2 separate regions of the Homo sapiens genome follow, and region 1 is linked to region 2. A link is a loop called in an ENCODE intact Hi-C map of the cell type or tissue named here. Cell type or tissue: K562. All regions are shown on one strand. Links, peaks and the distances in the headings refer to the core of each region. The heading gives the core; the rest is flanking DNA. Region 1 overlaps GALNT11 (polypeptide N-acetylgalactosaminyltransferase 11). Region 2 overlaps PRKAG2 (protein kinase AMP-activated non-catalytic subunit gamma 2).

Region 1 (14,033 bases), core at 5,814-13,813, 250 kb before region 2:
GCTACATTTTTCTCTATATGGAATATTAAACACATTACTGGTATCCCATATAATTCTCAAGGACAAGCCATAGTGGAAAGAATGAATCTCTCCCTGAAACGGCAGTTGCAAAAACAGAAAGGGGGAAATGGATTACAGGACAGCCCGCATACAATTGAATCTAGCATTCTTAACTTTAAATTTTTTGAGCCTGCCTAAAGGCCAGATGCTATCAGCAGCTGAACAGCATCTACAGAAATCAGCTGCAAAGACAGAAGCAGAAAAACTGGTTTGGTGGAGAGACCCAATAACAAAAAGTCGGGAAATAGGTAAAATAATAACTTGGGGTAGAGGTTATGCTTGTGTTTCTCCAGGACCAAATCAACAGCCGATTTGGATACCATCAAAACACCTGAAACCTTATCATAAGCCAGATGCTGGGGAAAAGATTCCAGGAGAATCCCGAGGACCCCCGGTTGCAGCCATGTCAAGACTGACGCTGAGGAGGATGCCAACTGTCATGAGCAACACCCATCGAACACAGCCACCCACCTGGGGACAGATCAAGAAGCTGTCACAGATGGCGGAAGAAAACCTGAGGAAAGCGGGACAACCAGTCACAATGAATAATTTAATGATAGCGGTGATCACCACTGCCTTCAACAAGGGCTGACACAGAGAACAATTACACTTATTGGGCATATTTATCCATCTTGGCTGGCAACAATGCCTGGATGCAATCACTCTATGACACAGTTACACATGCTTTCTGATCTCAGTATTTACCATAATGAATCTGCTCCTACAATTGAGGCATACCACCCTCAAAAACCTATTTATAAATAAAATTGAACCTGGCAAGAAAAAATGAACATACTTGTTTAGGAAAATTGCATTGCAGAACAGGCAGAGGTGCTGTGCAGTGATTCCTATGGAATTGATTGGTCCCCTAGGGGATGTTTAGCTTGAATTGCACCTCAGTCTGCGTGCCATGGCCACACTATGTTCAGCTGGTCTGAACAAAATGGTCAGATGGTAGAAATGGTAAGAAGTATGACAAGAGTTCCTATTATCTGGAACCATGGCAGTATAGTGGCACCTCAACCTCAAATGATATGGCCCATTGTAGGAGCTAAACAAGGATTTGTGGAAATTATTAATAGCTCTTAATAAAATCAAAATTTAGGAAAGAATAAAAAAGCATCTAGAAGGCCACTCTACAAACTTGTCTTTGGATATTGCAAAATTAAAAGAACAAATATTTAAAGCATCACAGCCACACTTGACCTTAATGCCAGGAACTAGAGTGCTCGAAGGAGCTGCAGACAGATTAGCAGCTAGTAACCTATTCAAATGGAGAAAAACACTTGGAAGCTCTGTGATTTCAACAATGATCGTCCTTTTAATCTGTGTTGTCTTTGTGTACTCTGCAGATGTGGATCCTGACTCCTGCAAGAAGTAGCTCACCATGACAAACCTGCCTTTGCTTTTATCACTTTGCAAAACAAAGGGGGACATGTTGGGAACAGGCCCCAAAATCTGGCCATAAACTGGCCCCAAAACTGGCCATAAACAAAATCTCTGCAGCACTGTGACATGCTCGTGATGGCCTTGACGCAATGCTGGAAGGTTGTCGGTTTACCGGAATGAGGGCAAGGAACACCTGACCCACCCAGAGTGGAAAACCACTTAAGGCATTCTTAAACCACAAACAATAGCATAAGCGATCTGGGCCTTAAGGACATACTTATGCTGCAGGTAAGCAGCCAGAGCCCATTCCTTTATTTCTGCCCATCCCTTTATTTCCCATAAGGAATACTTATAGTAAATCTTATGACTGGCTTGCTGTCAATAAATATGTGGGTAAATCTCTGTTCATGGCTCTCAGCTCTGAAGGCTGTGAGGCCCCTGATTTCCCATTCCACACTCTATATTTCTGTGTGTGTGTCTTTAATTCCTCTAGCGCCGCTGGGTAAGGGTCTCCATGACCCAGCTGGTCTCGGCAGTGAATGATCTCTGCAATGAAAACTATAAAATACTGATAAAAGAAATTGAAGAAGACGGGCTGGGCACAGTGGCTCAGACCTGTAATCCAAGCACTTTGGGAGGCTGAGGCAGGCAGCTCACCTGAGGTCAGGAGTTCGAGACCAGCCTGACCAACATGGAGAGACCCCCATCTCTACTAAAATTACAAAAATTAGCCGGGTGTGGTGGTGGGCAACTGTAATCCCAGCTCCTCAGGAGGCTGAGGCAGGAGAATCATGCGAACCCAGGAGGTGGAGGTTGCAGTGAGCCAAGATCACAGCAGTGCACTCCAACCTGGGTGACAAAGCAAGACTCTCTCAAAAGGAAGGAAAAAAAAAATTGAAGACATGCACGCACAAAAAGAAAGATGTTCCACATTCACCAACTGGAAGAATCAATACTGTTAAAATGTCCACACCACCCAAAGCAACCTACAGATTCGATGCAATCCCTATCAAAATACCAATGAACCAAAGACATTCTTCACAGAAATAGAAAAAAAAAATCCTAAAACTTATATGGAATAACAAAAGACCCAGAATAGCCTATGCTATCTGAGCAAAAACAACAGAACTGAAGGAATGACATTACTTGACTTCACATTATCTAACCCCAAATTACAACTTCAAATTATACTAAAGAGCTATAGTAACCAAAATAGCATGGCACCAGCATAAAAACAGACACACAGACCAATGAAACAGAATGGAGAACCCAGAAACAAATCCATACATCTACAGCGAACTCATTTTTGACAGAAGTGCCAAGAACATACATTGGGAAAAGGAGAGTCTCTTCAATAAATGGTGCTGCGAAAACTCGATATACATATGCAGAAGAATGAAACTAGATCCCTATCTCTCACTATACACAAAAATCAAATTGAAATGAATTAAAGACTTAAGACCTCAAGCTATGAAACTACTAAAAGAAAACACTGGAGAAAATCTCCAGAACATTGAACTAGGCAGAGATTTCTGGAGTAATACCCCACCACAGCATACATGGACAAATGGTATCACATCAAGTTAAAAAGCTTCTGTACAACAAAGGAACAACAAAGTGAAGAGAAACCTAGAGACCAGGAGAAAGTATTTGCAAACTATCCATCTGGCAAGGGATGAATAACCAGAATACATAAGAAACTCAAACAATGCTATAGGAAAAAAATCTAATAATCCTATTAAAAAATGAGCAAAGGTCTGAATAGACATTTCTCAAAATAAGACATACAAATAGCAAACAGGTGTATGAAAAGGTGATCAACATCACTGATCAGAGAAATGCAAAACAAAACTACAAGGAGATATCATCTCACCCCAGTTAAAATGGCTTATATCCAAAAGACAGGCAATAATGAATGATGGTGAGGATGTGGAGAAAAGGGAATCCTCATACACCATTGGTGGGAATGTAAATTAGTACAAGCACTATGGAGACCAGTTTGGAGGATCCCCAAAAACTAAAAATAGAGCTACCACGTGACTCAGCAATCCCACTCATAGTATATACCCAAAAGAAAGGAAATCAGTATACCAAAGAGGTCTGCAGTCTCATGTTTCCTGCAGCACTGTTCACAATAGCCAAGATATGGAAGCAACCTAAATGTCCATCAACAAATGAATGGATAAAGAAAACATGGTACATATACACAATGGAGTACTATTCAGCCATAAAAAAAGAATGAGATCCCATCATTTGCAACAACAGGGATAGAACTGGAGGTCATTATGTTAAGTAAAATAAGCCAGGTACACAGAATGACAAACTTTGCCTGTTGTCACTTATTTGTGGAAGCTAAAAATTAAAACAATTGAACTCACGGAGAGAGAGACTAGATAATGGTTACCAGAGGCTGAGAAGGGAGTGAGGGGAGAGACAGTTAATGTATACAAAAATATAGTTAAATAGAATGCATAAGATCTAGTATTTGATAGCACAACAGCATGACTACAGTCAACAAAACTTTATTGCACATTTTAAAGTAACTTTAAAAGAGTATCATTGGGTTGTGAAAGATTCTCCCCCAAGCCTGAAAGCTTAAGGGAATGAATACTTCCTCCCTCTTCAAGCCCAGTCCAAATGCGCAAGGACAGTTGCGCCAGCAGCATGCATCAGCAAGTTAGCAGAAGCAAGAAGAGAGCTGGGCAGAAGACACCCCCTGAAGATCAAGAGGGAGGCCAGCGGGCACTACGCAGCAGCCACATCAGACTGGGACAATTCCTGCTTATAGAGGACTGTAAAACCCCTTCCCCATCCTCACTTGGGGCTGACGCTATTGCCAAGCAGTGAGTACCATCTGACCCCTTTCACTTGCTATTCTGTCCTGTTTTCCCTTAGAATTCGGTGGCTAAATACCAGGCACCTGTCGGCCAGTTAAAAGTGACTAGCGGCCAGTTAAAACTGACTAGCACAGCCGCTGGACTAAAGACACGGGTGTCAGGCTTTCCGGGATAGGGCTCTCTAACAACCCCTGACTCTTCGGAGTTGGGAGTGTTGGTTTGCCTGGAACCAGCTTTCCGCTTTTCCTGTACTTCCGGGCTGAGCCGAGGGTCGACAGAGAGGAAAGCCATTCAGCTCCGGGGTCCTGACAACAAGTTGGTTGACCCTGTGGCCATGAGCAGAACTCTCGAAGTCATGTTGCCCAAGCGAGACTCGCCCATCTATCCTACCTATCCTGACCCTTGCCTCCTGGGTCCTAATGCTTGTCAGAAAAACTTTCTCTTGCCTCTCTTCTCTGAGGCTAGTCCCGCTTCTGGAAACCACTCCCTGTCTCTGGTGCTTTTCTAGTTTCTCCTGTAAGAATCATTTCTAGTATAAACTCCAGGACTCTGTTAACCTTCTTTAGGCACCCGGGCTCACCAATTAGAAAGACATAATTTTTGCCCAAAGCCCCATCAGGGTGGGGGACTGTCTTATCCGGAATTTTAGGATCCCTCCTCAGACTAGCAGGCCTAACAAAAGCTATTCCAGAAGCTAGGATACGGGGAGCTTCAGAAATGACATTCTTGTATTCATATAAGTGCGGACAAAAAGGCATCACTCTTCCAACTCTGGAGATCCCTCCCCTCCCTCAGGATATGGCCCTCCACTTCATTTTTGGGGCATAACATCTTTACAGGAGGGGTAAAGTCCCAATACTAACTGGAGAATGCTTAGGACCCTAACAGGTTTTCGAGAATGCATCAGTAAGGGCCACTAAATCCAATTTTTCTCGGTCCTCTTTGTGGTCTAGGAGGACAGGCAAGGGTGCAGATTTTTGAGAATGCATTGGTAAGGGCCACTAAATCCGACCTTCCTCGGTCCTCCTTGTGGTCTAGGAGGAAAACTAGTGTTTCTGCTGCTGCGTCAGTGAGTGCAACTATTCCCATCCGCAGGGTCCAGGGACCGACCGTTGTGGGTTCTTGGGCAAGAGGTGTTTCTGCTGCTGCATCGGTGAGTGCAACTATTCCGATCAGCAGGGTTCAGGGACCATTGTGGGTTCTTGGGCAGGGGGAGAAACAAACAAACCAAAACTGCGGGCGGTTTTGTCTTTCAGATGGGAAACAATCAGGCATCAACAGGCTCACCCTTGAAATGCATCCTAAGCCACTGGGACCAATTTGACCCGCAAACCCTGAAAAAGAGGTGGCTCATTTTTACCGCACTATGGCCTGGCCCCCATATTCTCTCTCTGATGGGGAAAAATGGCCACCTGAGGGAAGTATAAATTACAATACTATCCTGAAGCTTGACCTTTTCTGTAAGAGGGAAGGCAAATGGAGTGAAACACCTTATGTCCAAGCTTTCTTTTCATTGAAGGAGAATACACAACTATGCAAAGTTTGCAATTTACATCCCATAGGAGGACCTCTCAGCTTACCCCCATATCCTATCCTCCCTATAGCTACCCTTCCTATTAATGATAAGCCTCCTCTAATCTCCCCTGCCCAGAAGGAAATAAGCAAAGAAATCTCCAAAGAACCACAAAAACCCCTGGGCTATCGGTTATGTCCCCTTCAAGTTGTAGGGAGAGGGAATTTGACCCAACTAGGGTACATGTCCCTTTCTCCCTCTCTGATTTAAAGCAGATCAAGGCAGACCTGGGTAAGTTTTCAGATGATCCTGATAGGTACACAGATGTCCTACATGGTCTAGGGCAAACCTTCGATGTCACTTGGAGAGATGTCATGCTACTGTTAGATCAAACCCAGGCCTTTAATGAAAAGAATGCGGCTTTAGCTGCAGCCTGAGAGTTTGGAGATACCTGGTACCTTAGTCAAGTAAATGGCAGAATGACAGCTGAAGAAAGGGACAAATTCCCTACTGGTAAGCAAGCCATCCCCAGTATGGATCCCCACTGGGACCTTGACTCAGATCATGGGGACTGGAGTCGTAAACATCTGTTGACCTGTGTTCTAGAAGGACTAAGGAGAATTAGGAAAAAGCCCATGAATTATTCAATGATGTCTACCATAACTCAAGGAAAGGAAGAAAATCCTTCTGCCTTCCTTAAGTGGCTACAGGAGGCCTTAAGAAAATGTACTCCCCTGTCACCAGACTCACTTGAGAGTCAATTGATTGTAAAATATAAGTTTGTTACCCAATCAGCCGTGGATATCAGGAGAAAGCTCCAAAAGCAAGCCCTGGGCCCTGAACAAAATCTGGAGGCATTATTAAACCTGGCAACCTTGGTGTTCTATAATAGGGACCAAGAGGAACAGGCCCAAAAGGAAAAGCGAGATCAGAGAAAGGCTGCAGCCTTAGTCATGGCCCTCAGACAAACAAACCTTTGGTGGTTCAGAAAGGACAGAAAATGGAGCAGGCCAATCACCCGGTAGGGCTTGTTATCAGTGTGGTTTACAAAGACATTTTAAAAAAGATTGTCCAACGAGAAACAAGCCACCCCCTCATCCATGTCCGCTATGCCGAGGCAATCACTGGAAGGCGCACTGCCCCGGAGGACAAAGGTTCTCTGGGTCAGAAGCCCCCAACCAGATGATCCAACAACAGGACTTGAGGGTGCCTCGGGCAAGCGCCAGCTCATGTCATCACCCTCACTGAGCCCCGGGTACATTTAACCATTGAAGGCCAGGAAATTGACTTCCTCCTGGACACTGGCGTGGCCTTCTCAGTGTTAATCTCCTGTCCCGGACGACTGTCCTCAAGGTCCATTACCATCCGAGGAATCCTGGGACAGCCTGTAACCAGGTATTTCTCCCACCTTCTCAGTTGTAATTGGGAGACTTTGCTCTTTTCACACACCTTTCTTGTCACGCCTGAAAGTCCCACACCCTTATTAGGGAGGGATATGTTAGCCAAAGCTGGAGCTATTATCTACATGAATATGGGGAACAAGTTACCCATTTGGTGTCACCTACTTGAGGAAGGAATCTACCTTGAAGTCTGGGCATTGGAAGGACAATTTGGAAGGGCAAAAAATGCCTGCCCAGTCCAAATCAGGTTAAAAGATCCCACCACATTTCCTTATCAAAGGCAATATCCCTTAAGGCCTGAAGCTCATAAAGGATTACAGGATATTGTTAAACATGTAAAAGCTCAAGGCTTAGTAAAGAAATGCAGCAGTCCCTGCAACACCCCAATTCTAGGAGTACAAAAACCGAACGGTCAGTGGAGTCTAGTGCAAGATCTTAGACTCATCAGTGAGGCAGTAATTCCTCTATATCCAGTTGTACCCAACCCCTATACCCTGCTCTCTCAAATACCAGAGGAAGCAGAATGGTTCCCTGTTCTGGACCTCAAGGATGCCTTCTTCTGTATTCCCCTGCACTATGACTCCCATGACTCCCAGTTTCTCTTTGCCTTTGAGGATCCCACAGACCACACATCCCAACTTATATGGACCGTCTTGCCCCAAGGGTTTAGGGATAGCCCTCATCTGTTTGGTCAGGCACTGGCCCAAGATCTAGGCCACTTCTCAAGTCCAGGCACTCTGGTCCTTCAGTATGTGGATGATTTACTTTTGGCTACCAGTTCGGAAGCCTCATGCCAGCAGGCTACTCTAGATCTCTTGAATTTTCTAGCTAATCAAGGGTACAAGGCATCTAGGTCAAAGGCCCAGCTTTGCCTACAGCAGGTCAAATATCTAGGCCTAATCTTAGCCAGAGGGACCAGGACCCTTGGCAAGGAACGAATACAGCCTATACTGGCTTATCCTCACCCTAAGACTTTAAAACAGTTGTGGGGGTTCCTTCAAATCACCGCTTTTGCCAACTATGGATCCCCAGATAGAGCAAGATAGCCAGGCCCCTCTATACTCTAATCAAGGAGACCCAGAGGGCAAATACTCATCTAGTAGAATGGGAACCAGAGGCAGAAACAGCCTTCAAAACCTTAAAGCAGGCCCTAGTACAAGCTCCAGCTTTAAGCCTTCCCACAGGACAAAACTTCTCTTTATACATCACAGAGAGAGCAGGGATAGCTCTTGGAGTCCTTACTCAGACTCGTGTCTGACAACTGGTGGCACACCTAGGTAAGGAAATTGATGTAGTAGCAAAAGGCTGGCCTCACTGTTTAAGGGTAGTTGCAGCAGTACCCATCCTAGTGTCAGAGGCTATCAAAATAATACAAGGAAAGGATCTCACTGTCTGGACTACTCATGATGTAAATGGCATAGTAAGTGCCAAAGGGAGTTTATGGCTATCAGACAACCACCTACTTAGATACCAGGCACTACTCCTTGAGGGACCGGTGCTTCAAATACATACATGCGTGGCCCTCAACCCTGCCACTTTTCTCCCAGAGGATGGGGAACCAATCGAGCATGACTGCCAACAAATTATAGTCCAGACTTATGCTGCCTGAGATGACCTCTTATAAGTCCCCTTAGCTAATCCTGACCTTAATCTATATACCAACAGAAGTTCATTTGTGGAGAATGGGATACGAAGGGCAGGTTATGCCATAGTTAGTGACGTAACCGTACTTGAAAGTAAGCCTCCTCCCCCAAGGACCAGCACCCAGTCAGGAGAACTAGTGGCACTTACCTGAGCCTTAGAACTGGGAAAGGGAAAAAGAATAAATGTGTATACAGGTAGCAAGTATGCTTATCTAATCCTACATGCCTGTGCTGCAATATGGAAAGAAAGGGAGTTTCTAACCTCTGGGGGAACCCCCATTAAATACCACAAGGAAACCATGGAGTTATTGCATGCAGTGCAAAAACCCAAGGAGGTGGCAGTCTTACACTGCCAAAGCCATCAAAACGGGAAGGAGAGGGGAGAACAGCAGCATAAGTGGCTGGCAGAGGAAGGGAAAGACCAGCAGAAAGGAAAGAGAGAAAGAAACAGAAAATCAGAGAGAGACACAGAGAGAGGAAGTGAGAGACAAAGGAGTCAGAGAGAAAGAAAGAGACAAAGTCAAAGAGACAGAGACAAAGAGAGAGTCAGAGAGAGAGACATAGAAAGGCAAAGAGAGAGAGGAAGAGACAGACAAAGAGGGACTCAGAGAGACAAAGAAGTCATCAAAGAGAAAGAGAGATAGAAGTAGTAAAGAAAAAACAGTGTACCCTATTGTGGGCGGCAAGCCACCCAGGTGCCGAGGCAAGAGACTGAGGGCACGAGCTGTTCCAGTATAAAATATATAAAATAAGAAGTTATACTAAATATAGATCATAGAGATGATTATATATGAATATCATTAATCATTAGTTTGTAGCAATTACTCTTTATTCCAATATTATAATAATCTTCACTCTACAATCATAACCTAGGAAAAACCAGGCCATACAGGGATAGGAGCTGAGGGGACATAGTGAGAAGTGACCAGAAGACAAGAGTTGAGGCTTCTGTTATGCTCGGACAGGGCCACCAGAGGGCTCCTTGGTCTAGTGGTAACACCAGCGTCCCGTGATCTAGCGGTAGCATCAGTGTCAAGGAAAAACACCCGCTACTTAGCAGACCAGGAAAGGGAGTCTCCCTTTCCCCGTGGGAGTTTACAGAAGACTCTACTCCTCTACCTCTTGTCTTTTCTTTTATCTCTGTCTTGTGTCTTTATTTCTACACTCTCTCGTCTCCGCACACGGGGAAAAAACCCACCGACCCTGTGGGGCTGGACCCTACACCCTATTCCTTTAAAAGCCACAGTAAAGTTAAAACCTATAACTGATAATTGAAGGCCTTCTCTGTAACTCTGTAACACTCCAATACCACCTTGTTGTCAGTGTAAACAAGGGCGTAGCCCAAAAGCACTGAGGCCACTGACAACCCATAGCCTTCCTATCAAAAATCCTTAACCCAGCAGGTTTCCTAACAGGGGATCTAAATCTTAACTAACTACCATACAAAGGTCCGACCAGATCTAGGAGGAACTCCCTTCAGGACAGGACCATAGATGGTTCCTCCTGGGTGATTAAGGAAAAAAGACACAAGGGGTATTCAGTAAATGATAAGGGAACTGTAGAAGCAGAGTTAGGAAAACTGCCTAATAATTGGTTTGCTCAAATGTGCGAGCTGTTTGCACTCAGCCAAACCTTAAAGTACTTACAGAATCAGGAAGGAGCCATCTATATCAATTCTAAGTTAATATGGACTGAACGAGGTCTTATTAATAGCAAAGAATAATTGAAATCCCAAACTTACAAGGTTTTCAACAAAAGTAAAGTTTGCTAAAAGTTAACAGTGTAAACATATATTATTCTAACTTCTAATCTTGTGGAAATCAGACCCTATCAGTACCCCTCAAAGCTCAAGTCCGTCAGTGCAGAGCCATACAACTAATACCCCTACCTATAGGGTTAGAAATGGCCACTGCTACAGGAACTGGAATAGCCAGTTTACCTACTTCATTATCCTACTACCACACTCTCAAAGGATTTCTCAAGAGAGTTTGCAAGAAATAACAAAATCTATCCAGTAAGGATAGTAACTACAATTCCAAATAGACTCTTTGGCAGCAATGACTCTCCAAAACCACCGAGGCCTAGACCTCCTCACTGCTGAGAAAGGAGGACTCTGCACCTTCTTAGGGGAAGAGTGTTGTTTTTACACTAACCAGTCAGGGATAGTATGAGATGCCACCCAACATTTATAGGAAAAGGCTTCTGAAATCAGACGCCTTTCAAACTCTTACACCAACCTCTGGAGTTGGACAACATGGCTTCTCCCCTTTCTAGGTCCTGTGGCAGCCATCTTGCTATTACTTGCCTTCGGGCCCTGTATTTTTAACCTCCTTTTCAAATTTGTTTCCTCTAGAATTGAGACCATCAAGCTACAGATGGTCTTACAAATGGAACTCCAAATGAGCTCAACTAAACTTCTACCAGGACCCCTGGACCAACCTGCTGGCCCTTTCACTGGCCTAAAGAGTTCCCCTCTGGAGGACACTACAATTGCAGGGCCCCTTCTTCACCCCTATCCAGCAGGAAGTAGCTACAGCAGTCATTGGCCAAATTCCCAACAGCAGTTGGGGTGTCCTGTTTAGAGGGGGGGGATTGAGAGGTGAAGCTGGCTGTGCTTCTGGGTCGGGTGGGGACTTGGAGAACTACTCTGTCTAAAGGATTGTAAATGCACCAATCAGGGCTCTGTGTCTAGCTAAAGGTTTGTAAACACACCAATCAGTGCTCTGTGTCTAGCTAATCGGGTAGGGGACTTGGAGAACTTTTCAGTCTAGCTAAAGGATTGTAAATGCACCAATCAGTGCTCTGTGACTAGCTAACTGGGTAGCAGACTTGGAGAACTTTTCTGTCTAGCTAAAGGATTGTAAATGCACCAATCAGCGCTCTGTGTCTAGCTAAAGGTTTGTAAACGCACCAATCAGCACTCTGTAAAAACCGACCAATTAGCACTCTGTAAAACAGACCAATCAGCACTCTGTAAAACAGAGCAATCAGCACTCTAAAATGGACTAATCAGCTCTCTGTAAAATGGACCAATCAGCAGGATGTGGGTGGGGCCAAATAAGGGAATAAAAGCAGGCCACTGGAGCCAGCAGCGGCAACCTGCTCGGGTCCCCTTCCATGCTGTGGAAGCTTTGCTCTTTCATTCTTTGCAATAAATCTTGCTGCTGCTCACTCTTTGGGTCTGCACTAACTTTATGAGCTGTAACACTGACTGTGAAGGTCTGTGGCTTCACTCCTGAAGTCAGTGAGACCACAAACCTACTGCGAGGAACAAACAACTCTCGACATGCCACCTTTAAGACCTGTAACACTCACTGCGAAGGTCTGCAGGTTGACTCCTGAAGTCAGTGAGCTCATGAACCCACTGGGAGGAAAAAACAACTCCAGACGTGCCACCTTTAAGAGCTGTAACACTCACTGCAAAGGTCTGCGGCTTCATCCCTGAAGTCAGCAAGACCACGAACCCACCAGAAGGAAGAAACTCTGGACACATCTGAACATCAGAAGGAACAAACTCTCGACATACCATCTTTAAGAACTGTAACACTCACCGCGACAGTCCGTGGCTTCATTCTTGAAGTCAGCGAGACCAAGAATCCACTGGAAGGAACCAATTCCGGACACATTTACGCAGCAGCCACGTCAGACTGGGACACTTCCTGCTTACAGAGGACTATAAAACCCCTTCCTCACTTGGGGCTGATGCTATTATAAAACCCATTCCTCACTTGGGGCTGATGCCATTTAGGCATAAACCCGTCTGCACCCAGGCGCTTATTAAAACAGCATGTTGCTCCACACCGCCTCATGTCGTGGGGGTTGTTGGTGCGTCATCGGGGTTCAAACCAATACAAGAGCCTTGCAGGTTGTTTGTAGCACTAACAAAGGATAAATGCTTGAGAAGATGGATACCCTGCTTATCCTGATGTGATTATGCATTCTATGCCATATCAAATATCTCATGTACCTATAAATACATATGCCTACTATGTACCCACAAAAATTAAAAATAAATTTTTTTGAGATGGAGTCTCGCTCTGTCACCCAGGATGGAGTGCAGTGGCGTGATCTCGGCTCACTGCAAGCTCTGCCTCCTCGATTCACGCCATTCTCCTGCCTCAGCCTCCCAAGTAGCTGGGATTACAGGCGCCTGCCACCACGCCCGGCTTATTTTTTGTATTTTTAGTAGAGACGGGATTTCACCGTGTTAGCCAGGATGGTCTTGATCTCCTGACCTCGTGATCCGCTCGCCTTGGCCTTCCAAAGTGCTGGGATTACAGGCGTGAGCCACCGCACCCGGCTAATAAAAAAATTTTTAAAGAGATTTATTCTGAGCGAAATGAGTGTCTATGGCCCATGACACTGCCCTCAAGAGATCCTGAGAGCATGTACCCAAGGTGGTGGGGGCACAGCCTAGTTTTATACATTGTAGGGGAACATGAGTCTTCAATCAAATACAGGTATAGACTAGTTCGGGCAGGAAAGGTGGGACAACTCAAAGTGGCGGCTTCCAGGTCATGGGTAAGATGAGAGACAAACGGCTACATTCTTTTGAGCCTCTGCTCTGCCTTTTACTGAACACACAATTTACGCCATGGGGCAGGCAGAGGAATAGCCACTTGTGCCTTAGTCTGGCTCAGTGAATCTGCATTTTTACATAAATACAGGGCAGAGGAAGCCGTCAGACATGCATCTGTCTCAGGTGAGCAGAAGGATGACTTGAGTTCTGTCCCTGTTCCTCACCTGCGAAGACAAGCTGTCAATTTACACTGCCAGGGTGCAATTCCACACAACTGTTTCAGGGTAAAGATGTGGAGGTCCACAGCGAATTTCCTCCTGGCCAAAGGGTGAGGGAGCTGTGTGGCTTTTTATCTTTGCAGCTGTCTTAGGAACAAAACTTAGGGGCAGGTTTGCCTGACGCAGCTCCCAGCTTGACTTTGGCTTAGTGATTTGGGGTCCCGAGATTAAATTTCCTTCCACACTATTCTCCCTAGTTTTGTGTATGTGTGAACTATTCTATTTCTGGGCACTTTTAATTTTAAAAAGTGGACAATACTGATCTGGACTTCATTTTAGGAAATGCTGGGGGAGGCTGCAGGATCAGGTGTGCCTCCGTCCTAAATACGCGAAAACGAGGCCAGCGCCCTGGTCCTCGCCCCCACGCCCGCGAACAAGCCTCAGGAGACGCTGG
Region 2 (13,554 bases), core at 1-8,000:
AGCCCATCCTGCGACAGCTCACCTCGCATGGCCAAGCCTGGCGTATCGGCCGGGCTATCCCACTAGAGAGCCTCCTGGGCTTCACCCCTTTTTCTTCTCCTCACGTGGCACTGACTGTGGCCCACTAGACCCCCCTAACATGGGCAGAGGCAGTGGAGGAAGATGAGCAGTGAGCTAAGCCCGGTGGAAGGTATCGGTCACTGCCGACCATCTGTGGTCTTTGGGCTGAGTTCGACTGGCAGGACTTTGCCCTGCTGCCCACCAGCGCCCACCCCCAGCGCTGGGCTCTCTCCTTCCACCTCGTGTTGCACCCTCTCCACACGCCTTTTTCTCTCTTTCCACTTTTCCTTTCCTCTCTTTAGCTCCTCGCCGTCCCTCCTGCACTGGTGAATTTCCCTCCCATTAGGAAACTAGTGTCTCGAGGAGGTTGTTGACTGTGTAGGGTCAGGTGGCCAGAAAGAGTGTGGGGTGGGGTGGGGGGCTCTGGAGAGGGAGCCACAGCATCAGGTGAGGGTCGAGGTGGCCGTGGCAGGGCGCAGAGGTCCAGGCTGCTTGCAGGTTTCTCCTGCAGCCAGGAAGTAAGGGTGGGTGGAGGCCTGGTAGGGGACGTGCTTCCTGGCATTCTGCCACCCACAGACCCCTCCGGCAGGTGACAGCAGACAGAGCTAGTGATCTGGGGGCTACGTACAGGGTCTGGGATGGGTTCTGGGTGCCGGCTAGCCTGGGATGAAGGCAGGAGTTCCCATGCTGGAAAAAGCAAATCTCCTCTTTAAGCATTTGAATTACACACAACTGAATCAAATTGGTGTCGGCCTGTGGGGCTCCACTGGTGCCAGTGCCCTCCCCACCCTGCCCTGAACAAGCAACCTTATTAGCAGCTCTCGTGGCCCATCCAGCAAAGACTGCCAGGGAATGGCCTTGAGCTTCTGGGCCAGCAGAGAGTGGAGTGGCAGGAAGGGGCCACCAACCCCGTGCAAGGCTGTGGGACCAGCCCCGCGGGCACTGGGTCGTCTTCCTCCTGTTTGACTCTGCAAAACCCTTCTTTCCAGTGAAAACCTTGCACGGAAGATCTGAGAGTGTGGGAGAGACACAGGGGCCACAGCCAGGCCCTGGCCCCAGCTTCCTCTCTGGCAGCTGCATGACAAATGGCCCCATAGGCAGAGCTCTGCTCCGCAGACGGCTGAATGCCTGCTCTCCATTAGCTCTGCGGAGCCAGGCACACACTTGGGAGTCTTGTCAATACCCGGGGAATCATCCGGTTGCATTCACCAACATATCATTTGGCTATAGCTTGCCCAAGAGCAAGGCCTGAGGCCCTGTCCCTGGTGGCTTCAGCTGGCGCCTGTTATCTGCACCGCCACGCAGCCCACCCCAGCAGGCCTGTCCCTCCGCCTGGCTTTCCCACCGTCTGGGAGTGTGATCTGGCCCCCAAGGTTCCCGGTGAGAGGGGTCAGACAGGGCCCAGCATCCAGCATGCTTCGGCCATTTTCCAGAGACAGGACTGGCAGGGCTGCTTCCTAGGGCTCCCTCCTCAGGCCTGATCCCTGGATGCCCGACTCCACTGGCCTGGATTCAGAATACAGAATGGAACCCCATTCAGGATAATCCTGGGGTCCCCCTTGCTCATCAAATATGGTTAAACTGGCCTTTCATGACTGGTTCTCCAGGGGCTCATGGCTCAACTTCCCCCGTGACCCCCACCCTCATGGTGGCCCAAGTGAATGGCCGGCCCTCTGTCTCTGTGCTTCAAACCCCTTCTCCTCTGTCTCTGGGCACTGGACACCTCCCCGGCCCTGTCACTGCGTCTCTGAAGCCTAGCCAGCTGTCAGGGCCTCCTCTGGGTCAGGGCCTCTGTTAAGGGGCAGGTTTCAGCTCCGGGCCATTTATCCATCTGCATGGTGCTTATGGTGCTTCGGCCTTGTGGGCACTCTGCAAGCTCTCCTGGGGCCCCGCTCCCCTATGTGTCTCTGTTTCCCTGTAGGACTGGACATTTGCATTGGCTCGGCCCTCTCCCCCGGCTCCCCAGCAAGCTCCCTATGCTGTAAACAGAGCACGTCCATGCACCAGGTCCGGGCTCACCTTTCCAGCAGCTCCAAAATCCCACCCCTCCCTCCGGTCCTCCCATGTGGCCTCGGCTCCTCTTCCGGTTCACACCCTCGAGGCTGCTGTCGTGATTGTCTCAGCCCTGGGAACGAGGCTTGGACAACCAAGTCGTTGTCCACATTGCGGGAAACTGAGCTGTGACCAAACCCGGGCCTCCACCCAGGACCAGCTTATGTCACCTTGTGATAGGACCACCCTGGTGCCTGTGTGTGTTGTTCCTACTGGCTTCTCTCAGCCCCCATCCCACCCTAGACCTGCACACACAGCACCCACCACTTGAAGAAGAACCTCTTTTTTTTTTTTTTTTTTTTTTTTTTTGAGACAGGGTCTTGCTCTGTACCCAAGCTGGCTGGAGTACAGTAGTGTCACCTTGCTCACTGCAACCTCCACCTCCATCTCTGGGGCTCAAGTGATCCTCCCACCTCAGCTGCTTGAGTAGCTGGGACTACAGGCCACCACACCTGGCTAATTTCTGTATTTTTTGTAGAGACAGGGTTTTGCCATGTTGCCCAGGCTGGTCGAGCTCAGGTGATCCACCCACCTCGGCCTCCCAAAGTGCTGGGATTACAGGTGTGAGACACCACCCCCTGCCTGAAGACTCTCTTGTTTGTAAATTTATTCTCAGGATTTGTCCTGATTCCCATAGTTAGGTGGAATAGTGGCTAACTGGGATATTCTATAAACAGAGAATCTAAATGCTTTTCATATTAAATGGTCAAAAAAAAAAAATCAGCTGGGCATGGACAACTGTAATCCCAGCTACTCAGGAGGCTGAGGTAGGAGGATTGCTTGAGCCCGGGAGGTGGAGGTTGCAATGAGCTGAGATTGCGCCAGTGCACTGCAGCCTTGAGCGACAGAGGGAGACCCTGTCTCAAAAACAAAAAACAGAACTACACAAAAAAAGAAAAACTCAAAACTTAGCTTGAGTTACAAGGTCCTATAGCACCACACTCTTCTTCCTGCCGGGCCCACTCACGAAGGTGTCCGCGCCAGGCCGGACCTACACCTCCACGTGGCGGCGCCGGCTCTTTCGGCTGGAGAGGCCGCGCGGGGAGGCTGTGCTGCGCGGGTCCACGCCACGGGCATCCTATCCTCCCGGGGCCGCGGGCTCGGGGCTTGGGCCGCCCTCTAGTGGCGGAAGAACGTCCCCAGGCCGCGGTCCGGACAGCGCACCCCGTGGTGGGACAGAGAGACCCCGAAGTGGCACCGAGGCTGCCTGTGGGGTGTCCTGTGTTCCCTTTTCAGCACAGCGCGGCCGCCCGAGGGCAGTATTTCCCGCGTCTGCCCTGGTCCTGGCTCCCCGCGAGCGCTGCGGACGAGTTACTCGCCCTTCTTGCTTCTGAACTGGGTCATCTCTGAGGTCCTTTCCACTCAGTGTTGCTTGCAAGTTTCCCAAGTGGTAGGACAAGAGCTGTTTACCACGCACCGTGTGCTTCCTGGCCTCACGCGGCTTCATCTGACGTTCAAGCAGCCCTTGAGGTGAGGGCACGGCCATCCTCATTTTACAGATGAGGGAGCTGAGGCTCGGTGAGACCAAGTAACATGCCCAGGTTGGCTCAGCAGGTGGCAGAGCAGGGGCCAAATACCGGCACCCAGAGGCAGGGCAGGAGCTCCTCCACGCATCCAGCAGGAACACGGCTGCGGGCACGTGAGATATTTCTCAAAGTCTGCTATGAGCTCTGTGCCTTGGCTTAAAGTTATGGGGTCTGATAATTTTTTAAGCCATGACTAGAATTTTAAATCATTGGTGAAGTGAGTCTCAGAGGTTTGGGGCTTTGTTAACTTCCTTCTTTCCTTCTTTCTTTCCTTCCTTCCTTCCTTCCTTCCTTCCTTCCTTCCTTCCTTCCTTCTTTCCTTCCCTCCCTCCCTCCCTCCCTCCCTCCCTCCCTCCTTCCTTCCTTCCTTCCTTCCTTCCTTCCTTCCTTCCTTCCTTTCTTTCCTTTCTCTTGAAATGGAGTCTCGTTTTGTTGCCCAGGCTGGAGTGCAATGGCGCCATCTCGGCTCACTGCAACCTCCGCCTTCGGGGTTCAAGAGATTCTCCTGCCTCAGCCTCCTGAGTAGCTGGGATTACAGGCGCCCGCCACCATGCCCAGCTAATTTTTTTTTTATTTTTTTATTTTTAGTAGAGATGGGGTTTCACCATGTTGGCCAGGCTGGTTTCAAACTCCTGACCTCAGTTGATCCACCCGCCTCGGCCTTCCAAAATGCTGGGATTACAGGCGTGAGTCACCGTACCCGGCTGGCTTTGTGAACTTTTCTCCTGACTTCTGTTGGCAACCTCAGTCTTTCAAATGCTGAAGCAGCTTGGAGGTGAAAAATTCATCATCACCTAGGACTGAGGTCTCAGGATGGAGCTCCAGGCCCGCTCTGTTCTGGAACATAGGGATCTTATAGGCAGGCAAGAGGACTGCAGTCCTGTGTGGTCAGAACTTGGATGGACGTGAGGTCTTGAGAGGTGAAGGCAGGCAGGCCCATAATAAAGGAGGGAGACGCTCATTTTGAGCTCCGCTTCCCTTCCTCCCCTCTACCTCCTGGAAGCCCCTTCTAAGGAGTGGGACAGGATGGTCAGTGGACCTCCAGGACGTGGTGCTGCCAGCCTGTGAGGGGCCATCCTTGGGGCAGGTGCTACCTGCAGACCATTCAGTGGCTACCTCTGTGGAAGAGCTTAGGGCTGTTTCTCTGGGAGGGTACTATGGGGGGCCCGCATGTGAGAGAGGACAATGATAAGTTTCATACAGGGCAGGAGGCAGCGTGTCCAGAGCGTGGAGTGACTGCATCCATTCGTCTGTTTTTCTGCAGGTGGACAGCCCCTTCGGCCCGGGCAGCCCCTCCAAAGGGTTCTTCTCCAGAGGCCCCCAGCCCCGGCCCTCCAGCCCCATGTCTGCACCTGTGAGGCCCAAGACCAGCCCCGGCTCTCCCAAAACCGTGTTCCCGTTCTCCTACCAGGAGTCCCCGCCACGCTCCCCTCGACGCATGAGCTTCAGTGGGATCTTCCGCTCCTCCTCCAAAGAGTCTTCCCCCAACTCCAACCCTGCTACCTCGCCCGGGGGCATCAGGTTTTTCTCCCGCTCCAGAAAAAGTAAGACCTTGATGCTATTGTTTCAGGTGGGTGCTGGGGTGCTGGGGGTCTCTTCTGCAGCCACACATCCACGGTGGCACCGAAGCTGCCAGGTGGCTGTGAGCAGCTTGGTGCTGAGTGCCTGTATCTGTTTCTCCCCACCCCCACTTCCCCCTAAACAAATCTCTCTCCAGAACATCAGTTTCCACCTGTCACTTTCTTCCCATGCTAATCTATCAAAGCGTAATCCTTCTGGTCCAGCAAGGTCCTTGGGTTAACTGTAAACATCCTGATACTCACAGTACAGCTTGTATGGACAATCAGATGACACACTTGCCTCCAGCCTTCTCTGGAAACTGCAGGCATGGAGCCAAGCTTAGGCCCTCACCCGGGGCCACGGGACCATACTGCTTTGGTCAGCCTGATATGGCTTCCACTCTCTGTGGTTTGGTATTTGAGGGTTTGACTACACCTGTTTCTGGCAAATCCTAACTTTTTCTGTTTGGGGCTCTGGGCAGCAGGGAATGGAAGCTAGGAGGGATTTGCTGGGGAAATGGAAGGAGGAAATGTGAGTGTTTAAGAAAGAGTTCCGTAGGTTCATTAGTGTTTGTGATCTGAGGATAAGGTATTTTCATTTGAGCGCCGTCGATGATAATATGAAATATACCACGAACTAGAAAGTTTATGGCGTTTACTTTCTCCTTTCCTTTGTCTATTCTTTCCAGTTCTTTCTACTGACTTAGAACATTTGTATTGGGGAAGATAGTGATGTGGAAAACAAATTTGTCCTTGACCATCAGAGGCCTGGGATAGTTCACCTTTCTCTCCAGGCTGACTTTTACTCAGAAAGACTGGCAATACTGTGTGTTAGAGCAACGCTTTATATCTGCAAGGCCAGGCGGCAGCAAGAGGGGAATTTCGGTGTTTCTGACTTCGAACTCTTCCATCAGGCAGCAGTGGCTGTAGGACGAGAAGCCAGGTCTCTGTCAGCCTCACTACTTCATCCACCACCTTGGAGGTGGAGGGGATGGTGGCCGTATTCTGTGTGAGTGGAGCAGATCTATCTCTTGGACAGATTTTGCACTTCGTCTTTCTACATAAAACAAATGAAGGTGCTCCCGCCTGTGGGTTGTGTGTGTGTTGTGGGGGGCAGGTCCTGACCATGCTCTACACACACCCCTCACTCAAGGCTGTGGGGTTGTCACAATTTCCTTTAAGTTTGTGCACTTTAGCCTTAAGGTGCCCCTTTCTTTCCCCATCTCCTTGTATAAACATCGTCTAGAGATGAGGGATCAAAGTGCTGTACAGAGGAAGGAAATCAGGCCCGTCCTGATGGGAAAGCTGCGTGAGGGCTCCACGTCACACAGGTGGGATTTGTCAAAGAGAAGGAGGATGTGTGCGCAGTTTGCCTTGTTGGGGAACTTGCGATGTTGTGTAGATTGAATGTGCTGGAATTGGTGGATGAAAAGACAGGATTCCTGCCTTCAAGGGCTCCTAGTCAGAGGCAAGCAGGCTTCAGAAGAAAGGACGAGATTGTCTCCATGGTACTGCCTGTGCTCAGTTAGGACAGGGCAGGCTTTCTGAGCGGGGCGGAGAGCAGCACAGGGAACCTGATGATCGGAAGGGTGCCCAAAGGAGTGTAGGAGCTGTGAGCTGGCTCCCATGGGAAGGTCTTGAAGCTCTGGCAGGAACCATCACCCTCCGCCTCCCTCTACATCATTCTCCTGCACAGAGCCCTCCATGGGGGTGGGAGGAGAGGGTGAGAGGGAGGAGCGGGGAGAGGAGGAGGAGGGTCCCTGCAGGCAGAGGGTCCCTTTGGGAGCCCAGCAGTGGCACCAGGAGGTGCAGGAGAAGTTGTTCAGTCCTCAGGGCCTAGGCTGCAGCTCAGTACAGCATTTGGTGGGAGGTTTGGTGCTGTCCACTGTTCAGCCTGGGAAATGAGCTGTTCTTTTAGAAACTGGGTCTGGAAAAATCTCTTTTTGAAACCATATCAATTTCTTAAAGTATTCCTCCTTTTCACTATCTTTCATTGTTATTTATGTTTAGATTTTCAATCTCTTTCAACTGTTTTCTTTCAGTAACTGACAGAATTGCAGACAGACAGATAATCAAAGCTAGAAGGGACTGTAAGGAAAGCATTTATGGGGGAAGAAAGCATATGCATATAATAATTTGAACACAGCATATATGGGTGTGTGTGTGTGTGTTTTGGATTTGTATAGATGTATGTGTGTATGTATGTGCATATATGTATGTGTGTACACACATATATACCTTTTTTATTTTTTAAAAGGACATGCATTGGACTGCTAGTGGTAGCTTCTAAGTGAAGAATTAGGAGTGGATGGGTGGAAGGAAAATGTTGCTTTATCTGATATTCCAATTTTTTGAGACTAGCTTCACTTATTGGTAATTAAAAATGAATACATCTTGAAAAAAATGTCAAGCTCCCAGACCTGAGCTTTGGGGCGGTGGCGAGATGTGGAACAGAAGTTGCGGGTGTTGGTAACAGCAGAAGAAAGAGTTGAGCCACCAGGAATGCCTGGGGACAGCCAAGGCCCCGTGCTCAGCCTTAAGGGCTAGCTGGGGAATGCTGGGATGTAGCAGGGCTTGGAGAAGGCATGGGGAGAACCTACAGATGGCTGAGTGTGGAGGTCCAGGATGGGAGGCGGTGTTGCTCCATTTTGCATTGCTATAAAGGAGTACCTGAGGCTGGGTCATTTATAAAGGGAAGAGGTTTATTTGGCTCATGGTTCTGCAGGCTGCACAGAGGCATGGTGCCAGCATCTGCTTCTGGGGAGGGCACAGCCATCCAGTGGGAGCCTCATGCCCACTGCACAGATAAAACCAATTCACCGAGATCTTGGTATTGTAGTAAAATGTTTAATGTGAGGCCAGCCACATGGGAGATGGAGCTATCACTCAAATCAGTCTCCCCAAAGGCTCAGAGCTTAGGGTTTTTATGGACAATTTGATGGGCAGGGGGCTAGGGAACGGGCACTGCTGATTGGTTGGGGATGAGATCACAGTGGTGTGGAAACGGGCCTCCAGCACTGAGTCGGCCTCTAGGTGAGGGCCACAGGGTCAGCTGAGTCATGAGTCATGGGTCTGGGTGGGGTCCATTGGTTGCCAGAATTCAAGTCTAAAAAATTATCTCAAAAGACCAATCTTAGGTGTTAAATAGTGATACTATCTACAGGAGCAACTGGGGAAGTTGCAAGTCTTGTGACCTCTGGCTCCATGACCCCAGAGCAGTACGAGATCATAGAAACTACACCTGCATGTTAGCCCGGTTCAGGCCCCTCCCATAATCCTAATCTGTGGTCTTTCATTCATCTCACAAAGCTGGTTTTCAGTCCCTGAGCAAGGAACAGTTGGTTTCAGGGAGGTACTATTATCATCCTTGCTTTCAAATTAAACTATAAACTAAATTCCTCCCTTTGTTAGCTTGGCCTCCGCCCAGGTAATGAGCAAAGCCAGCCAGCCTGTGAGGCTGGATGCAGGATGGAGTGGGCCAGGCTGGACCTTCTCCTGCTGTCGTGATCTCTGCCAAGGTGTTTGCAAGGGCTTCAGGCTGCTTCCACTCATGGAGGAAGGCGAAGGAAAGCCGGGGTATGCAGAGCTCACACGCAAGGGAGCAAGAGAGAGGGGGGAGGTACTGGAGTCTTTAAAGCACCCAGCTAAGAGAGCAGGACTCACTGCCGCAGGGAGGCAACCCAGCCATTCATGAGGCATCTGCCCCCAGGACCCAAACACCTCCCACGGGGCCCCACCTCCAACACCGGGGATCCAATTTCAACCTGAGAGCGGGGAAGAAACACTCAACCTCTATCAGAGGTGGATCCAAGACTCCCAGCCCCTCTGGATCTCAGCGGGTCCCAGCAGACACTGTGCTCACAGTGAGGGAACGCAGGCACAGGCCTGGGGATGACTCTGCTGGTGTCCACATGGGGTGCTGCCGCAGTGAAGAGCTAGACCTCGGGGCCCATGCTGAACCTGGCCATGGCCCCTTCCATTGGGGCCTGTGGTCTGCACAGGAGGAAGCTCCCAGACTCCCCTCCACCCTTTCCTTAAAGCCAGGGGCCGAGACAGGCAGGTGGAGTCAGAGAGTGAGTCCCCCAACCCATCTCCTGTACTGCAGGAGCTCCAGCTGCGGGCTGAGGAATGTGGGGGCTGTACCTTCGGGAGGCCTCACCCCGGCAGTGTCCAGCACCCAAGGGGTCCTGGGGATGAGGCTGGGGCTCAGAAGCAGAGACTGTGAGGCCCCTGATCATCCTCTGCAATGTACCTGAAGGCCTCATTGCTGGGTAGGGGCCCACAGTCCACTCATAGCTCCACACCCCTGTGCCCCTAATCCACACACTGGGGTATATGAGCCCCTCAGCTACCTCTCATTCCAGAAACTTAAAACTGCTGCTTCCTCACCTAGGGTGCCTGCACTGCCCCGGCTGGGCCTGCCATCTGCGCCTTCCTCCAGGCCTGAGTGTGGTCTGTGAGCTCAGTGAGCCTGTGAATTGCTTTTTTCCTATGGCAGAAGTGCAGACAGCTGCGAAGGGAGCGGGACCTGGGGCTGCCTGCTGGGGCCCGTGTGTACCCGGGGCCTGGGCCCTCCCTTGGGACACAGGGAGTCAGGCACTGCAGCTCTTTATTGTTGGTGGACATGGTGGGACGTTGGCCACTGAAGACAGGCCTGACTCCTGGCTCCTTTCGGCTGCCTTTTTCTGTTGAGTATTTCCAAGGCCCTTCAATGTCCTTGGTAGAAAATCCCCAGGTTCACTCTTCTGGCTTGTCAGGTACTATGGAGAAGGCAGAGCCTGTTACAGCCCGGTTACACCATCGGGGTAGACAGCCAGGGGCCGGGCTCAGGAAGGCTATGACATGGCTCTCAGCTACTCACAAGGGCAAGGATTGATTAGGTTGGGGTGGGGGCATGGCTTCTTCAGAGAAGCCCCCTGGGATGGGGAGTTCAGAACAGAGCAAGCCTGGTCCCCAGGGCAATTGCTCATGTTGGTGCCCTTGAGAATCAGTGAGGCCAGCTCCTTGGCTTTCCCTGAAAGAAGCCATCCCTCCCCGAGCCCTATGGCTGATAAGGCACGAAGCTCCAGGTCTCTGTGCTGTGGTGTTACTTGACTGGGAGGTCACCCTGAGCTCCTTCCAGATGGCCGTTCATTTGTGCCTGGCATGAGGCTGGCCTGGAGGAGGCAAAATCTGTCTGCTTTTCTCCGTACTTGAAATCTATTCCTGGATCAGGGTTCCCAGACTGTAGATTGCTCCCCCACTGCCCTAGAACTAACTTCATGAAATTGAGCCTGTGAGTAATGCCATCGGCCCATCTGGAGGGTCTTGGGAAGAAACAGCCCCGTGAAAGCCACTGTGTCCACTGGAGGGATGTCATGAAGACTTCGTTCATTACACAAGGCCCCTGGGAGGAACTTGCTGTCTGGTCTTGGTACCAAGAATAGCTGAACTTCTGATCAACGGGACTGCTTTTGTCTCTAGCAGACATTAATCGTGTAATAGCGCATTTCCTCTGTCTGCACTGGCTGCTAGAAGCCTTTGAACCAAATCTGGACAAAAGGCATTAAGGGATACATTTCCAGCCTTTCTGAATCCAGTTTTCGTCCCTCTTCTTTTATATTCACACGACCACTTTTTTAACAAGCAAACAATGTGTTGGAAGGATTTGGGGGCATTTACGGAATTCCAAAAAGAGCTGAACCCTCAGGACTCAGGAAGGGAAGGAACCAGACTGGCCCTGAGGCCTCAGCAGCAAGAATTCGTGGATCTTTCCAAGAGATCCAGAGAAGTCCTAGTCTGTGTCTCTCTCCATTTACTGTCCTAAATGCCTTGTCGCAGGATATCTGATTAGCCCAGTTAGGATCCCTGAATCAATCAGGGCGGGGTGGGGGGTAGGATCACGCAGGAGAAACAGAATGACCAAGAACCAGGAGGTAGGGCGGGAAGTTCCAGGATAAGAGGTCCAGTTGGCAATCCAAAGGGGACTGTGGCATCCCACCCTCCTTGGCCAGCATGTGTGCATGCACGCAAGGATGCCCTCATCACACGTGGCCCAACGAGCCTACATACAATTGTGTAAGCTGCTTCCCCCATGGAGGGCGATGCAGCCTCACATCCAGCCTTGACATTAAGGAGGATGTGGCTATGATCCCCTGTTTTCTGAGTCTTCTGTCTCAAGGTAATGCCCACTTCTCCTCATGTTCTATTTGCATCTCATCTTTCTGTCCTATAATTTATGGCCTACATGACAAACATAGAATCTAAAGTGTTGACAGGCTCCTCAGGTAATACTGATATACACCAGAGCTTGATAAGCACTGTTTTCTTTCTTTTTCTTTTTTGTTTTTTTGAAATGGAGTCTCACTCTGTCACCAGGCTGGAGTGCAATGGCGAGATCTCGGCTCACTGCAACCTCCACCTCCTGGGTTCAAGCGATTCTCATGCCTCAGCCTCCTGTGTAGCTGGGATTACAGGCGCCCGCCACCACACCTGGCTAATTTTTGTATTTTTAGTAGAGACAGGGTTTCGCCATGTTGGCCAGGCTGGTCTCAAACTCCTCACATCAAGTGATCCATCTGCCTCAGCCTCCCAAAGTGCTGGGATTACAGGTGTGAGCCACTGTGCCTGGCCGATAAACACTGTTTTATATTATTAAGGGGAAAGAAAGCAGGAAGATGAAAATTATGATCACTGTCATTTCAGAGGGAGAAATGAAAAAGGAAAAAGAGGTAATTCAATCTTCTAAGACACTCTAAGACAGGAGGGGGAACACAGATGGGGACCATGGTTCTGGATTCCACAGCTGATCTTGGGACCAGCAAGTACCTAGGCTGGCTGGTGTTTTTTGCCCAGGGAAGAGAACCAGACCTTTCTTCTGGAAGGATCTTACCTCTCAGAGGCTGCCTGTATGGAGTTGCCGTAGTCTTTCACTAACATTTGCCTCTGGTCAGAGGTACAGTAGCGTGAGGATTCGTAGTGTGGCTGGCGTTCTCATCATACTCCTAGCCACCATGGAATATCAAACCTACTTCCCTTTGATGATCAGAGTCAAACACCCCAACCAAAACAATGCCCCACTTTTCCGTCTCTCCCTCTAATGCAGCAGTCAGCAAATGACAAAATCAGCCCCGGGACAAAATCTGGCGTGCCACCTCTTTTTGTAAACAAAGCTGTCATGGAGACACAGTCACGCCCATCTGTGTGTTCCTCTCCTGCCGCTTCCACACTTCAACAGCAGAACTGAGCAGGTGCAACAGAGACCCCATGGCCTACAAAGCCTGAAATGTTTACCTGGCTGACCTTGTGCCACAAGAATTATTACGTGGCTGAGTGGCTGCAGGAGCTTCCAGAACAGTGAATCTTTAGCTTCAAAAGATTTTGCAAGTTGGTTTAGGGTGATCTTGCCTTTGGAGATGAGGAAAGGAAAGTGCATGTCTGTGTGTTCATGAACTGCCAATAATAAGATTAAAGTCTTTTAAAAAAGCAAAAAGAATCTTACACAGTCAGCAAGGCAGGACCTCCAGAATGATCTAATGTCGTGTTGCTAAATTTTGCTCCTTATAAAAGTCTGTGTGTGTTCTAAGTGCATTGTATGTAATTCTTTCAATCTTCATAGCAACTCTTCTATTTGTACAATGTTTACCAAACTAGAAACTGAGGCACGAGGGCTTAAGTTGTGGAACAAAGGCCACACAGCTACCAAGTGGTAAAGCCAAAATGTGAAGTCAGGTGGTTGAACTCCGAAGTCCACTTTTAGTCCAGGTGCTGAGACTCTGCTTTAATGGAATAGATCTTAGGGATCTATAAACCAATAATGGGATAGCCAGCTAGCCATTTACGAAAAAATAGATAAAAGTGGCTCCTTGGTCATTTCTCTCTCTTTCTTTCTCTTTCTTTCTTTCTTTCCTTCTTTCTTTCCTTTCCTTTCTTTCCTTCCTTTCTTTCCTTTCTTTCTTTCCTTCTTTCTTTCCTTCCTTCCTTCCTTCCTTGCTTCCCTTCCTTCCTTCCTTTCTTCCCTTCTTTCCTTCCTTTCCTTCCTTCCCTTCCCTTCCCTTCCCTTCCCTCCCTCCCTCCCTCCCTCCCTCCCTCCCTCCCTCCCTCCCTCTCTCTCTCTCTCTCTCTCTCTCTCTCTTTCTTTCTTTCTTTCTTTCTTTCTTTCTTTCTTTCTTTCATTCATTTAGAGACAGGGTCTCTGTCATCCAGGCCAGAGTACAGTGGCAGAATCACTGCAGAGCCTCAACTTCCCAGGCTCAAGCGATCCTCCTGCCCTTTGCCCGCAATAGGTGGAACTGCAGATGCACACCACCATGCCTGGTTAATTTTTTAACTTTTTGTAGAAATTGGGTCTCAGTGTATTGCCCAGGCTAGTCTCAAGC

What was found. Peaks named below come from ENCODE experiments on the same cell type or tissue, not always from the same donor. Only the 100,000 strongest peaks of a DNase experiment are listed, where the experiment ranks them.
Region 1: it touches region 2 in a loop (5-fold over the local background); 10 of 110 quality-filtered maps call a loop at or near these places.

The regions. Positions count from the first base shown.
Region 1 is chr7:152,026,079-152,040,111 of GRCh38, reverse strand. All of the region lies in intron 1 of GALNT11 (polypeptide N-acetylgalactosaminyltransferase 11), which reads right to left. Among named protein-coding and RNA genes, the nearest start is that of GALNT11, 7.4 kb to the right of the region's middle. RefSeq lists an enhancer at 1,149-1,650 and a silencer at 13,904-14,033. In K562, for the core only: a CTCF peak has its summit at 9,819 (motif pointing right); DNase peaks (open chromatin) are centred at 9,836 and 13,711; H3K4me3 peaks cover 541 bases.
Region 2 is chr7:151,772,780-151,786,333 of GRCh38, reverse strand. It overlaps PRKAG2 (protein kinase AMP-activated non-catalytic subunit gamma 2), which reads left to right. Exons shown (of 16, transcript NM_016203.4): 3 at 4,903-5,182. Among named protein-coding and RNA genes, the nearest start is that of PRKAG2-AS2, 27 kb to the left of the region's middle. RefSeq lists enhancers at 638-1,527, 1,528-2,417 and silencers at 3,149-3,248, 3,359-3,448. In K562, for the core only: a CTCF peak has its summit at 3,272 (motif pointing left); a DNase peak (open chromatin) is centred at 3,273; H3K4me3 peaks cover 231 bases; H3K27me3 peaks cover 6,740 bases.